Regions from separate parts of the Mus musculus genome. Here region 2 is linked to region 1. Evidence: chromatin loops called from intact Hi-C (ENCODE). Cell type or tissue: heart. All regions are shown on one strand.

Region 1 (8,000 bases):
TCTTCCTTCTACCGTGTGAGTTCTGCGGATTGAACTCAGGGCTCTGGGCTTGGCAGCAAGTGATTTAGCCTCCGGAGCCATCTCACTGACCCTTTCCCAAGTGTCTTAGGGCAGTAAATATACCTCACAGTGGGCCTGGCCACCTCTGTTTCGTGTCTCTCCAAGAGAGCAGAATGTTCATGAAAATGAAATGAGTCCCCCCCCACCCCCACCCCGTCTTTGCCATCCTCCGTAAGCCCCGGCCCCCTCTCTCTAGCATATGTTGTGAAAGGCAGAGACAGAAATAAATTGGAGTGCGTTGTGTGGATCGCAGCAGTTCTTTCTGGAGCTGATGGGACTCGGGTACAAGGCATTCATTCAGGAGACTGAGAAGCCCACCTCGGTAGGAGAACACTGAATCAAACTTGGGCCCTACCCTCTCCACGTGGCTATTTGTTTCATCTCTCTGGATACCTTGGTGGCATCTGAAGAAGGAAGGAGATCGCATTCAGAACAAGGAGGAAGAGAGGCAGGACAAAGGAAGAGGATATTGTAGGCCAAAGACCTATCGATGTAGTGATGGCTGGTGCAAGTCTGACCGGATAGCACATGAGAGCAGATTAAAAGCCAGTCTGCCCCGATTACTGTGTCTAATTAAGTACTCAATCTCTAGTTAACTGCTCTCTGTAGAGGCAACTGCCTCCACCTTGGATGTCTGAGCCTCACCCGCACCCTTCCTTGCACAGATGCGTGCACAGGAACTTGCAGCATGCTTGTTGGTCCCTGGGTCTTGCCCAGGGAATCCATCCTCACTCCATGGCTTCGTGTCGGTTGCAATGGCTTCCTCACACATTTCGGTCTTCTCTTGGGCTCCTTTGCTCCTCTCTCCATCCCTGCCAGTCTTGCCAGCATGGTGAGGACCTGAACCACAAGCTGACACTGGTATATAGTATGAGGCTAGAAAGGAGTTTGCCTGAGAAAGGGAAGAGGAAAATGGTGGACAGTGGAGGCTTACCTGGACCTCCTACATGAGCTTGGACCCCCTACCCACATTTAGCCCCTCTCCAGAGCCCTCATGGCCTTACCACCCAATCATCAGATTCCCTCTCTCTATCCTTCTTACCTTCCCCCTACAGCTTCCCTGCCCCCATGGGACCCACATCTCGGCAGGGACCTCACTCAGTCTGTCGGACCCTTATCAGCTGTCCTCTGCCTCCTTCCTGGCTTCTGGCCACCAACATTTATACTAGCTCCCATCTTCCTGCAACACCCTCTTCTTGGCCTTGTAAGGCATCCAGCTCCTGCCCTGTCTCACTTCCCCTTAGAGCCAAATCTTTTATTTGGGGTAATCTACAGGTGAAGTAGCTTCTACTCTCTGTGGACTTGCTTTGAATGAACCAATGACTGGCCAAATGAATGAAGGAGACTCTGAGAGTAGGATGGTTGGGGGAAGGTTCTGGAGTCAGTCAGATGTGGTTCAGTCAAGGCCATGACACTGCCCACCGCATGACCGGGGTGGCCACAGAGCCTCATCTATACACAGATCTGAGAGGTGCAGTGCTTCCCATCTGCCTTCCTGAGGCTGGAATATGGATTGTATAGGAACATTCTCATTCTACAGATCCAGGCTCCTGGACAGCATGCAGCCTCCGTCAGCTCTGACACCGCTGCTTAGCAACAGAGATAGCCCCATCATGAGGGGCTGTAGGTATCCTGGCTGCAGGTGTCTGATGGGAAGAGAGTCTCAATGAGGGCAGATAAGGCTGCCCTGAGTATGTCTTTGGGAGATTGTCTTGACTGCCTTAACTAATGTGGGAAGACTCATGCTGAAGATGGGTAGAGTCCCTAGGTCTGGGCCTGGGACTATATAAGTAGAGAAGGCACGGTACTAAGCATGTATACATTCATTATTTCTCCGTTCTTGACTGTGGATATGATCTGAGCAGCTGCCCCATGCTCCTACCACTGTGATTGCCCCCACAGTAAAGGACGGTACCCTGGATTGGAAACCCTGTGTTTATCTTTTCCAGGGTATCTTATCACATCAGCAGAAATGAAGCTGGGGCACCATGCACAGGAGAAACTCGATGCTTTCTACCTTAGCCCACTTCTTTGATGTCTCCAGGTCAGTGGGTCATGGGCACCTGCTGGCTCGTAATGAGCCAATAACTTAAGAGGCCCAGAATATCATCCTGCCCTGCCCTGAGACCTCAGTCTAACTTCCCTGGCCATTCCATATGCATCCCAGGCTATAGGGACCAGAGATAGCTTCCCATCGCTGTATAAATATACACAAAGGAGATGGAAGGGCCTCTGAGAGTTGCCACCACTCCAGTCCACACTCCTGTCCTTCATCACCCATGATCTGTGAAGACAGCTATATGGAGTAGTTGCTGTCTGCGGCATGCTGTTCCTGGGATGGCGGGTACCTTTATTCCCTTGCTTTCTGGGCTTCCAGCCCTCACTGCTACCCTGCACTCCTTTCCAAGTGCCAGTCAGGCATGGGGACTGTTGGCTTGCCCAGAGCTGTGACCCTGGCAGGCGGGAGGAGGAGGGCGGGCAGGGCTGTCACCCTTCAGCTGGCTAATGTGGAGGTCTTAATGAATATGAATGGCCGCCTCCTCCTCCACAGAGCTGGTCCCATCAGATTCCTTCACACCTCGGTGAGCCCAGAAAGGTTACTTGGAATTAAATGTAAATCACATATTTACTGGTATGAATCAGCTCACGGTATCACTTTCTCACTGCGGTGAATTTAATCACACCTCAGCCCTGAGGGCTTCTTCTTTCCTGTGGGTTGTGGGGCACACCTGAAAGAGAAGGTCATGGCCTTCCGATGTGGGGGTAAGGCTTGGGGTGTTGCTGAGCCTGGGAAAGGGCAGTGGGTACAGCGGAGGCTTGATGCTGGTCTGCATGGTCCTTTGGTACCCAAGTCACGACTGTCTGCTATTGAGCATCATGTGAGTGAGTCAGAGGCAGTAGCAGTGGGGCGGATAGTAGTTCAGTTCACAGTTAACACTTGCTCTGTGTTGAATGATCTCAGGAATATCACCATTAAAAGGCAGCTGCCAGTAACTTCTCTTTCTAGTGTCACACAGATTTCTGGAGCCTTGGGGAAAACGAGGCCCCTGTCAAGGCTCCATTTGAGTTACCCTGTGCCGAGAGGCACATCGAGTGGAGGGGCCCAGCCCCTTGAGACATGAAACCTAGCACAAAACCACAAAACATGGGTGCAGCACAAGGCCTGTTGGCTCTACTGATCCCATTGCGTGTTACTTACCTACAACCCAGAAGTGTTCTGTAACTGCGAAGAGAATGACCAGGAGACCAGCACAAAGGCTCCTGACCAAGAAATAAAGGCAGCCAGCCCCTGGGTTCCTGGGTCTCCTTCAGATCTTCTGTGCTGTGGTTCACACGAACCATTGAGGAATAATGAGACTGTCTGTGAGGAGAGGCTCGACACTCTGTATGTGCAAGCTCTCAAGGGGCGTGATGGCTAAGGAGCTCTGTGTGGGTCACTACCTCAGCTGGGCAGGATGCAGGGGATACCTGCTTCCTCAGGATGTCACCTGACCATCTCTTCCCAAGTCTATTCATCAGAGTTCAGATTCAGGGCTAACAGCTGTGTGTGTTTGGTGAGACCTTTACAGCTTCCAAACAGCACGTAAGGCAGGAGCATGCAGCTTGCTTGCAGGTGGCACAGAGGACTCCCTGCTGGTCTCCAGTTCTGCCCGTGGAAAGCCTGAAAGCGGGGGGGGGGGGGGGGGGGCTGGCATGCATGGTGGTCCCCAGCCTGACTTTCTCCTCCAGGACGCTCTGTGCTCAGAGTCCTCCCCAGAGCCTGGACTTTCTCCACTGGACTGCTCCTAACTGCAGAACTATTTTCCAGAAAACTGAGCCTGCATTGTCTACACAGGAAGCCGTGTGTGTGTGTGTGTGTGTGTGTGTGTGTGTGTGTGTGTGTGTGTGTGTTTAACCCAAAACCCAGATGTAGTTCTTCATGTATCAGGAAGTTTCTTTCTACAGTTTTTAAGGAACACAGCTCCCTTGGGTGTAAATCAAGGGCCTTCTTTTTATGGATGGCCTTGGTGCCAGGAAAGCTCTGGCTTTGTTTACCAGCTTCGGTTGGAGGAATGTCTGTCGGATTTAGAAGCAGGCTGTAAGTAACCCTGCACGGTGGGTGGGGAAGCCGAGGTTCCAGAGCAAAGATGTCCATTTCGGATATTACTTGAGCTATCTATCTGTTGTTGTGTAACTGTATTAGTCAGGGATCTCTAGAGAAACAGAATGAATGCATGTGTGGTTTATTAGAGTAGATTGTAGGCCGAGGTCTGAGTAGTCCAATAATAGGTGTTTCATGATGGAAAGGCCAAGAATATAGTAGCTGTTCAGTCCATGAGGCTGGCTGCCTCAGCAGTCCTAAGCTGGCACTGGCTTTCTGGTGGATTCCTGGAGACCTTTTGGTCTTCAGTCTACTCTGGAATTCTGACATCAGTGAAGGAATACCTCGGAGCAGCAACAGGACAGATGGTCTTGCCAGCTAGAGTGAGGGCAAGCAGGCAAACAAAGTTTCTTTCTTCCATGTTCTTTTATGTGGGCTGCCAGCAGAAAGTGAGACCAAGATTTAGGGATGAATCTTCCTGCTTTAAATAATCCGATTAAGAAAACCTCTCCCAGGAGCGCTCAGCCACTTGAACTTTTAGTTGATTCTAAATGCAGTCAGGTTGACAACCAAAACATCATAATAACCAATCACCCTAAAACAATGCAGCGATGTAAACGAAACTGGATGACTACAGCCATAAATCCGTGGGATCAGGAATTTTGATAGAGCCAATGGCAATGTTTTGTCTTTATCACACACTATGCCTGGAGCCCCAGCCTTAAAGATTTCCATACTTGGTGCAAGATAAGGTAGAGATTAAACTGTTGGTAGCTGGAGCCACCCAGAGGCTTCTTGATCTGTTTGGTGGTTAGGTTGCGATATCTCAAAGTCTATGTACAACTGACCAGTTGATTAGTGTATCCGAAATGCATCTCCATGCATGTGAGTTTCTAGCAGCATAGGGACTGGGATCTGAGGGAGGGAGGACAAAAGAGAGAATTCCACAAATCTAGGGTTCAAGAGTCTAAGGTTGGGCTCCTGAAGTTCCCTGGGACCATGGACACCAGGCAGGGTCATTTCTATTGGTTATAAACTAGTGACGGAGGCTAGCTCCCATTCAAGGGGAGACAAGTTAGATTCCGTTCCTTGGTGGGAAGCGGCAAGATCACCTGGCAGAAAAAACGCACGAGGTAGAAGTTCCTGTCACCACCATCTTGGAAACCACACCCTGTTACAAGAGCTGTTGTTTTCATTAAGCTTCTGGGACATCAATCATTCAATCAAACAACCGACAATTGTGACCAACAAGTGTTGATGACATTTCTGTCGTGCTAGTTCTTAAACCAAGAGACAGGAGAGGGAGAGGGACCCTACTCCAATCTCTCCAAGCTTCTGAGCTTAGAGAGCCAGTCTGTAAGATGGGATTCCGTTGGAGGTCTTTTTAAAAGATAGATTCATTTTTATAGTTTTTAATTTTGTGTGTGGGGGGGACATATAGGCCTGTTAGTATATGTGCCCAACATGGTTGGAGGTATCACATGTCCCTGGAGTTGCAGTTATAGGCAGTTGGGAGTAGCTTGACAAGGGTGCTAGAACCTGCACTTAGATCCTCTGCAAGGCTAGTCTCTGCTCTTAAACACTGAGCAATTGATTTCACTAGCCCCCAGCTAGTGATCATTTGATGCCAAGAAACAGAGACCCAATTCAGGCAACCTAGGTAGAGAAGGAGGTTCAAGGATCCTGTAGAAATCCAAGGATATAATCTTAAATCCATTTCAGGAATTGTGAGGCTCTACTGGAAGACCAAATAACTCAAACAACTTCTCCAAGATGGCTTGCATGTCTCTTGGGGTGTCTTTTTCTACTATCCAGATTTCCTTGCTCATTCAAGCCTCCCTATTCCTGATGCTCGGCTCATGGCTTCCTCATGACAGCCATGAGGTTGTTAGAATTCTACCCTTTCCCTCTTCTCTCTGAGAGCCCCATATGCACTCTCAGAGGTCCAGTACTCAGTTCTGATGGGCTTGGTCCATCTTTTCCAGCCATTCCTCACAGATCTTGGTTTGCTGGTAAGCCTATAACCGAGATCCTTTGTGCTGATCCTTTGGCCCAATTACCTGGTAGTTATGGGTAGTCATGAGTACCAGGCTTCATAGAATGAAATAGGACTGTAGGCTCTTGTCAGAATCTCCATGGGAGGCACGATCTCTTGACAAACATTTGCAATGAGTGCACAGCCATCAGCTCCTTAGTGCCCTCTCCTTTTAGACTGTGGGGAGGAAGGAGTTGATGAAATAGGGAAAAGTATTCTGTGGTCTACAAATTGATACACAGATGGGAGCAGTAGCGTGATTGATCCATCCATCCATCTAACTATCCATCAACCCAACCATCCATGTATCCATGCATCCAACTATCTACCCACATAAGAACCACTCCTTGGGCTGGGGAGCGTGGCAGGTAACCCAATTTGTGGTTGAGTCTGAGGCCCTGAGTTCAGATCCTCAATACCCATGTAGATGTGAGAGAATAGCACACACATCTGCATCGAGCTCTTCTACATGAAATGGAAGGCAGAGGCAGGATAATCCATGGAAACTCACAAGCCAGGGTTCACAGGGGTACACGGCAGAAAACAGCATGAGACCCTGCATCCAACCAGATACGCGACAAAGACTGATTTCTGAGGATATCCTCAGACCTCCATATGCTCACTGTGGCACATGGATGCCTCCCTTCCCTGTAACGATTTTTTTAAAGTACTTCTTGAGTTGGGCTGTAATCCTAGCACTCAGGAGGCATCCAGACTGCTGGAATTCAAGGTCAGAATGCAATAATTATGTTCCAGGCAGTCTGGGTGACACAGTTAGACCCCATACCCACACCAAAGAAAGCAAAAGATAAAAGGAGAAGAACGATTACTTAGCATCTGTGAGGTGTACCCAGTGTCCTCAGAACTAAGGAGGCACCAACATGCGCATTAGCCTTGGCTTTCATTTCCCTCCTCACCCCTGCAATTACATTATCAAGCTACAAGACATGCAACCTGCAAAAGCCCCAGTAGCTTTATCTCCGGTTGGTAACAGAGGCATAAACACACCCAAGCTTGATGCAGTAACCTACAAGTAAATTAAGCCACATTGAAATAGCATCTTTCACCAAGCAGACTGTGAAAGATTTAAACACATACTGAGAGTGGTGGTGTGAAAAGAACTGAGCAGACTTCCAGATCCCTCATGGAAGTGTGAATCAGTACAGATTCCAAATGGAACATCCCTTAAAATGGCAAAAAGCGCTCCTCCCTGGAAGCTTTGCCTCGTGTACTCACTGTGGGGACTCTCTGTAACTTCAAGGATGAAACGACCTAAATAGCCACCCACAGGGAAAAGGCCAGGTAGATACTGTGCACAAGCCCAGCAGACGCCCAGGTAGCCATGGAATTCAAGGAGGGACCTCTTAGGCAGAATGCACTGTCAAGATAAAAACACAAGAGAGAGAATCATAAACTGCAGTGGTGTTTAAAGGTACTGGGAGGGGCTGGAGAGATGGCTCAGCAGTTAAAGATGCTTGCTGTTCTTTTGGAGGTCACAGGTTCAGTTCTCAGCACCCTCATGACAGCTTAAAAACATCCTTAACTCCATCCAGATTCAGGGGATCGTATGCCTTCTTCTTGCTCTGTGGGCTCCAGGCACTTGCCAGTGCACAGACACACACACACAGGGAAAATGCATATGCATAAAATAAAAATGCATAACTCTTTGAATATTAAGGATTTATAAGTAGAAAACACACACATGCATGCATGCACAAGTGCATGTGTTGGCACATGCACCCTCATACACACTTCCCTGTAGAAGCATACAATGCACCTGTAAGAACTGACAAAAAACCTACCCAGTGGGATGCCTGTGCAGAA
Region 2 (8,000 bases), 150 kb after region 1:
GCTTCTGATCCTTCTACCTCAACCACCTGAATACAGAGATTATGGGTGTATCCGTTCACAGTGGAGTAAGCGTACACCATTGTCCACTTAGTCTGGTGCTGGGGCTGGAACCCTGGCCCTTACGCACGCTAGGCAGGCACTCCACCTGCGGGGCCCCAGCCTAGGCCAGTGCACTCACTTTGAAGGTCTGCCGACAGAAGGCACTTACTCTTTGAGGAGGGAAGAGGATCAGTCTATAAGAGAGTGGTGTGGTCCTGAGAGAGAGGGAGGGGAGCGAGGATCTCTATCCCTGAGCAAGGAAGACCAGCAGGGCCTCCCCATTTAAGGATGGGGAACTGGGCCTGGACCCTCTCTTCTCTTCTCCTTCCCAACACCACCACTCATCCACCAGAGATGGTAAGGCCAGTGGACTTGGAAAGACACATGACCAAGAGCCACCGTGCGAGCTTACAGCTATCGCCTCAAACACTCTTGAGAAACAGGAATTAAAACAATAGAACTGGTTGAAACGACTATATTTTTACCAACCATGAAACATGTTTCTTTGCAATTTGAAACTTTGGGAATCAATGTATCTTACAACTAATAATATGGCACGACATAATTAGCTTTTTCTCATGAAACATGAAATAATGGTGTGACATCAATGAGACATAATTCAAAGCGAATATGGCCAGCATGCTTTTATAAGTTAAGTACTCCTTTCTCCATCGAGAAATTGCAACATGGAATTGAAGCGTCTAGGCTCATATTAACATAGTGGAAGCTAAGTACTGCTTGGTAAAGAGGTGTCCAGCATAGCCAATTTCAGATTTAAAAAAAAAAAAAAGCTAAATAATGGTATTTAACGAACAACAGCAATAGCAAATGGCTAGGACATGGATTTCATAGTTGGCAGCCAAACAGCTTTGAGCTAGCTCCTCAGTCTAGGACTAGTGAGGGTCTCTTTAATCCACTCTCCATTCTCTCTCTCTCTCTCTCTCTCTCTCTCTCTCTCTCTCTCTCTCCCAAGGATTGTTCTGGACATGTGGGGCAAATACAACTTCCTAAATAAGAACAAGCTCCTAAGCTCCAGTGACCTCTTTTCTGGACCCCAGCCCTTCTCAGAAAGTCAGGGAGGATGCCCAGGTCAACCATGCAGGAATAGTTAGGCAATGCCGGGTCTGACAGGCAGCACTGCCTGTGTGATGGCCAGCATTCACTTCATCAATATGGCCCTTACAGCCCCCCCTCATCTCACTCTTCAGGGATCTTCGGTCATGTCTCTGCTTACGTCCCTCAAGGCTGAAGTTGGGTCTTTTACTCTATAAATACTTCTTACCTCATCTAGGGCTGAGCAAGCCTTTAGCACGTTTTTATATGATTGGGGATTAAGGAATGGAGCCTGGTCTACATATCAAGTACCAGGACAACCAGGGCAACACACAGAGACCCTGTCTCAAAAAAAAAAAAAAAAAAAAAAAAAAGACAAAAATCAAAAGAATGACAACAGGATTCCTAACAAATACATGTATGGATGCATTCAAACGTGAATAGATGGTCGGGTTGATCCAATACATGCACAAATGCATGAATGGATGCACAGAAGGGCACATGCACACATTCCTGAATGGGTAGATGAATAGACAGATAAATGGCACTCATATGCACAGATACATCGATGGACGGTTAGAACTATTTAGAAATCTTTTGCTCTTGAATTGTCAAAACGGGCTAAAACTGGATTCCCCTGTAACTGCTGTTTGAAGTCACCGAGGTAGGGCCAGATTTAAAAAGCTCCAGCCAATTTATCCAATATCACAAATGAGTACAAATGACAAAGTTCCCCTAAAGTCCAGAGATCCAGATGGGTGTCTGCTTCTGGCCAAACACGCATGATATATTCTTCTTAATAAAGCCAGCCTCGTGTCCTCAAATTATCCAAGGAATACATTTGCCCACCCACAGCGGTGGGGGAAGCGATTACTTATTAATAAGGCAATAGCTAAATCTAATTATATCCCCATCAGAGGCAGCTGGTAATAAAACCCGGCTGGTCTTCCAGAGCTTGGTGACCTCGCTGACCTCAAATCAAAGTTTAAACCATCCTTCAGCTTCCCCTGCACCCCCAGCACACCTCCCAATTACGAGCACCCTGGTGCCTCTGTCTGCCAGGGGTCAGAGGTCGCCGCATGCACTAGCTGGCTGGGAGCGGGGATGGGACTTTAGAAATCTCATTATCCTGTTAACCATACATTTATCTGACAAGATAAAAGAGACTAGGTGACCAAGCTATCATTAAAGATTAATAGAAAGTATAAAAAATTCAGCTGCAACGAGCATCACTGTTTAGGGCTTGTGATCGGCCTGACAGGGTTATTAATCAGGGAGCCAAAAAGATTTAGGTCTTTGCTCTTGATATTTTTCTATTTTTATTTTCAGGGTTTTTTTTTTTCCCTCCCTTCTGTCTTAAGTCATTACCTTGTCTCCTACCACCTCAAACCGGAGGTCAGAGGAAGCTGCTGTTAATTGGTTCTTCTGTGTTTTTTTTTTTTTTTTTAAATCACAACCCACTGGGCCAATTATAAAATTGCCAGGACTCGGAAGGATGCTAGTGGACTGGGACAGGGATTCAAGCTGCCTCCCTGAGCTGCGCCCCCCTCCTCCAGTGCCAGGCCTGTTTGTTGGCAGGGAAAATCGATATGTTTTTAATTTAATTCAGTCCTGGAAGGCACACCCAAGCCCCAAGACGCCCTCTCCTCATTCGTGATTCCATTTCAATTTTACATGAAAAGATTTTCCAGCCCACGCCTACGGAGGCATCAGAGGGCAGGATCCTCCTCATCATCTTTTTTTTAAGGCATAGGGAATCTTTTTTATTCTTTCTGATACTATCTCTTAGCGCCCACCCACCCCTGCTGCCCTGCATCTCCCCCGCATCCTCCTCCTTTTTGATCATAAATCAATGTCTTTTTCCTGGGCTGCCCTGAGAGACGCCAGCGCCGATGAAAACTGAGCTGATTCTCCACTGCCACCCTAGGCCCAAGGCAAAGAGAAAGGGTGGGGAGAGAGGATGTCCAGAGCCCCCAAAGCTTCCCTGGGCTCACACAAGGCTCAGAAGTCTGTGCTGGGAGCCATGCTGGCCAAAGCTCTGCAGGGTTCTGGGATCAAGTGCCCAGAACTGAGCCCTGGGATGTTGGTGCAGTTTTCCAGAATTCTCCACTGCTGCCTAGTGACATCAGGAGATTCGACTAGGCTGGCTGAGCTACTGCCTAAGTTGGATAATGGGGACCCACCCCCTCGCTCTGTGACAGGCTGTTTGAAGATCAAATGGAATCCCTAAGAGCAGTAGTCTATTGTAATCGCTTCCTGCTGCATTTCCGTTTCCTCCCCCAAGCCGTTAAAGCTAATCTGATAGATCAATTAAGGGTAAAATGTGATTGGCTGACCTCTGGATAGCTGCCAGAGTTCAAGGACAACATTTTATTCCAGTGTAAGCGTTGTGCCCATCACCCACCAACATGTCCTCCCTCCAAAGCAATGATTCGCGTGCATCTTCCCAATAGGAGGAGCTGTTCTTGCCTCCAGGAGCACAGCTTATATACTAGGGGATAAACCAGGGAATGTTCTCATTAGGGTCAAAGGTCAGAGTTGAGCACATAAGGCTCAGGATCCAGTCCAGGAAGCCAAGGTATATGGAATAGAATGGGGAAAAAAAATAGGAAAAAAAAAAGCTCAGGATGGAAAGAGGAGTTCAGGCTAGGTCAGAAGTGGCTCAGGCTGTGCAGTGAGAGAAGTCCTTCAGACCTTGAAAAAGATTGTGTCTGCAGCTCCGAGGCTCAGGGCCAGACCTGATGGTTTCTGGGTCTGGCAGCTCTAGACACTGTAAATCAATCTGTCAGTCCAGAGCTGGTGAGCGTGGCGTGGAAAGAATGCTTCCTTCCTCTGGAAAACCACACAGGTGGGGAAGAGGGAAAGTAGGTTGTGGGAAAGACGTTGAGCAGGAGAGCAGCATGGGAAGAGCAGCACTGGGAAACGTCACATTTCTGGACACAAACTTCCAGTGACGTCATGCTGAAAACAGGGAAAGGAAGAGGGAGGGATGGACCTAGAAGCCCTAGGGAGGGTGGCCATGCACCTGTCCAGGGAGGACTCAGCCAAGGCCATGCTGGGACAGTGACACTAGAGGATAGCAGGCCTAGGGAGAGCTGGATGTGGCAGCAGATCCGCTGACTGAGTGACTCCATTTTACACCATCATCTCAGACAAAGATCTATCCCTGCCTCGAAGGAGATGGGGATGCACGGGGCTGGACAAGCAGGAGCTGGGGTGTCGGGGTGCCCAGTGTCAGGACACCACAGCTGCTTCTCACCTTTCTCCCCCACCTCCTCACACTGGCCCCAACTGAAAACATGTGGGATTTATTTTGGAAGTTCTATTGGCTAGTGACTTACTAAGGTGTGTCTCGGGGTCATAATTACAGATGAAGATGTTCCCTTAAGCATTAGGGCTCTTGTTGGAAGACTGAGCATCAGAAAACAGAAGCTGAGATAGACATGTGAGCAGACCTCACAGAGAGACAGCGTCATCAGCTACCTCCAATACCTGGAGGACTCTGGAGCCAAGAAAGGCATCCTGGGATGGAATGTGCATCCTGGGGGCTGTGGGTGCATGTGTATAGATTTTGTCTGTTTTTTGTGTTGAAGAGAGTAAAGCAGAAGTGTCTATAAAGAGCCTACTGTGTCTTCTATAAAGAGCCTACTGTGTCTAGGTAGGTGCTTTGCTCATGCTCTTACATATTCTTTAACTATCAGTGGGGTTAAACAGTTGTACCATGGGAACTGTTCAACTGTGATCAGGCAGTTTTCTCTTGTCCTTGGCAAAGCTAGTCATTAAACATTAGCCAGCAGCCGGGCATGGTGGCACACACCTTTAATCCCAGCACTCGGGAGGCAGAGGCAGGCAGATTTCTGAGTTCGAGGCCAGCCTGGTCTATAAAGTGAGTTCCAGGACAGCCAGGGCTATACAGAGAAACCCTGTCTTGAAAAACAAAAACCAAAAAACAAAAACCAAACAAACAAACAAACAAACAAAAAAACAGCTAGCACGCCCCTAGTTTGGGCAAGCATCTCTTCCATCTCGAACTCAACTTGTCAAGGCTAAACTTACATTGCTCCCAACTCACTCCCCATTGACTCCCTCCCCAGTATCTAGGATGTGTTTTACTGTTCTCAAAAAAAAAACTCCATCCTAGACAGTCGGCTCCTGGAAGAAGAGCAACATCGTAGTGAGGCTGCCCCAAATAGGATTATTCTCACCCAGGCCTGCGTGTGTGTGTGTGTGTGTGTGTGTGTGTGTGTGTGTGTGTGTGTATGGACATCCCTGGGGAACCCTGGCCTGTGCACAGAGGACAGCTGAGTGCTTGTCTCCAGCAAGCTTGCCCAGGTTGGCCCTGCCTGTGGAAGAGGGAACAGGCAGGGATTGTTTACTACTGATGTAGTGAAGTGAAATCACCCCGGGCCTCCCCAGATCCCTGAATCTTGCACAATGGAGAAGCATAATTGAATCAAAGAGTACTGTAATAGAAAGTTCACCGACCTGGCAGTGCAGCCCAGTGTGGATCATCAGTACTGGTAGGGTTACAGGGGCCATCTGGTTCTTTGTAAGGGACGGAGGAGAGCAAGAAGCAGGCAGAGCAGCATGCCCTGGGAGTGTCCCTGGATCCATAGGTCTGAAGCTGTGACAAGCAGCGGGGCCATGACTATCTGGGCATTGGGTAGGGTGAGGTCTTTAGAAGACAGACAGACTCAACCACAAGACAAATCACTCACAAGGCAAAGCTCTGTGGCCCTGAACCCATACACATATATGACCCCAGAGCCCTTGCTGGCTTTTCTTGGTCCAGGCCTCAGTTTCCCCATATGAACACTAATCTTTATGGTCTCAGTGGCACTCACTCCTCTGAACTCCACACTGCTGCTACCTTATTCTTCTAGGTATTTTTATTTGTTTGTTTGTTTGTTTGTTTGTTTATTAGACCAAGTCTCGTGTATTCCAGGCTGACAATGAACTCCTCATTATCCAAAGATGGCCTTGCACTGCTCCTCCTCCTGTCCCCCAGGACTGCAAGTGTGTCCCACCATGATCACTTTATGTGGTTCTGGCTGTTGAGCCCAGGCCTCCTGCCTGATAAGCTGGCACTCTATCCAGTGAGCCTTTTCTCCAATCTTTATTTGGGGTACTTCTGATCTGGGTGTCCAGACTAGGTTGCAGTGTGACTAAGTATTTGAGAAGGCTTAACATGTCCATCTGGTAGGCCAGTCTGGGGGACCCCTGGGCCATGACCTACACAAGCTTGTCTGTCACCTGCAGAGGAAGGGGCTACTTCTTGGATCCCATCCAACTGTCTAGGAGCACTCTTCATGCCTGCCCGAGGCAGCTGCTGAGAAACAAGCAGGAGATACACAGAAACTCAGCATGTGCCACCAGCATCCCTAGGTAGAGTGCCAGAGTCAGGCCAATATCCCTGTGGCTGCTTTCCAGGCAGCAGAGTGGGCAGAGTTAGAGGGGCCCCTGCTCCTGGAAGCCAGTCTCAGTAGATATAAGACAAAAGAGAACAGGGACTCGGGTTGCCTGCACCCATGCCACAACCTTTAGGGGCCTGGGGGGAAAAGAGGGATAGGGGAATATTTTCCTACACATTCTGCCTGTTATATATAATAATAATCTGCTCCATGTCTTCTTTATGATAACTCAAGAAAGCAGTTACAATTGCCCAGCTGCTCAATTGAAGGTCAGCCAGGGATCCAGTCCTCCCTAAGGTCACTTTGTCCTTTAGTCGTGATATCGTTTGTACTGGTTAACACACCTTCAACAGGTCCACCGTATGGGCTGTAGGTTTGTGCTATTAGAAGAGGTTTTGGGAATGATTCAATTGGGCAAGGCCATGAGGGTAGAACAGTGGCCTTATAAGAGTGTCATCTCCCCTCTGCCTGTGCGCAAGGCGGGAGAGGGCCCTCACTGGAGCTCAGCACTGCTGGCTGCACAGCCCAAGTCTCCAGCATCCAAACCCAGAACCCTGAGGAACTAATGTTTGCTCTTCAAGCTGTCCCACTAATGGGTTCTCTTACCACAGCCTGGGCCAGCTGAGACAAGAGGCACGAATCAGCCACCCACTTCCTCCCCATGCCCGTTTTCACACATAAATGATGACTCTACCTCTCCTGTCCATGCTGTGAGTGGACTGGGCTCTGCTGTTCCCAGCTTACCAGAGTCTCACATGTGTGCCCATATTTGTCATATTAAAATGACTTTGTCCTCTACAAAGTTCACACTCAAGAACCCCACAATCAAGTTATCTAAATAGGTAAATAATCCTCACATTTTGAGTAATTTTAGGATTCTCTGTTGGTCTCTTTTCATAGAAATTCTAGGCCCTTTGCAGCCCATGGACCCCAGAGTGGCCTTCCCTGGCAGAGTATCTTAGGGATGTTGGGTTTTGTTTAGGAGACTTTGAGCTGGCCTAAGAAGGACTCCCAAGTATGAGAGGTCCTGAGGTGGGTGAGGGCAGGCAGTCTGGCATGACTGTCTCTCAGGTCAGAGGCTGTTTGGTATCCAGACACCAGGCCAACCTTCGCTTGGGGCCATAGCCACCATAGACTCGAGATCCTCAAGGCTCATAGTACTCCACAATGGTCCTGAGGGCCTTGCCTCTCTGTCCTTGGTACCTTCCCTATATTTTCCCTCTTACCCACTTGCTGTTTCTCTCAGAAAACATTTCTGAAGTCTCTGTCCCTCAAGGTAGTTCCAGCACCACCAAGAAAAAGAACTTGCTTTCTGGACCATTCCACACCAGCAAATTAAAACAAGCAAGCCTTCCTTTGGCCTTCCTCCTGTCTAGTCCTGTGCCTGACCCTACCCTCAGGACTTCTCCAGAGCGAGAGGAACAGGAAGCCCCTAGAACTCTGAGAGGCTAACAACTCACTAAAGGCCTAGAGGGTTGAGAAACGTGGAGCAGCTCC

Evidence for each region. Hi-C counts contacts between places; a loop is a spot of excess contacts. Peaks named below come from ENCODE experiments on the same cell type or tissue, not always from the same donor. Only the 100,000 strongest peaks of a DNase experiment are listed, where the experiment ranks them.
Region 2: a loop joins it to region 1, with 9 times the contacts of the local background. A loop is called at or near these places in 2 of 42 quality-filtered maps.

The regions. Positions count from the first base shown.
Region 1 is chr9:61,211,118-61,219,117 of GRCm38, reverse strand. It overlaps Gm34105 (a long non-coding RNA gene), which reads right to left. Exons shown (of 4, transcript XR_379511.1): 3 at 7,413-7,554; 4 at 6,203-6,353. Among named protein-coding and RNA genes, the nearest start is that of Gm34105, 8.4 kb to the right of the region's middle. In heart, no CTCF peak of the experiment used is centred here; a DNase peak (open chromatin) is centred at 3,957; H3K27ac peaks cover 202 bases; H3K27me3 peaks cover 7,351 bases.
Region 2 is chr9:61,065,155-61,073,154 of GRCm38, reverse strand. No RefSeq gene overlaps it. Among named protein-coding and RNA genes, the nearest start is that of Gm46116, 12 kb to the right of the region's middle. In heart, no CTCF peak of the experiment used is centred here; a DNase peak (open chromatin) is centred at 3,394; H3K27ac peaks cover 469 bases; H3K27me3 peaks cover 1,128 bases.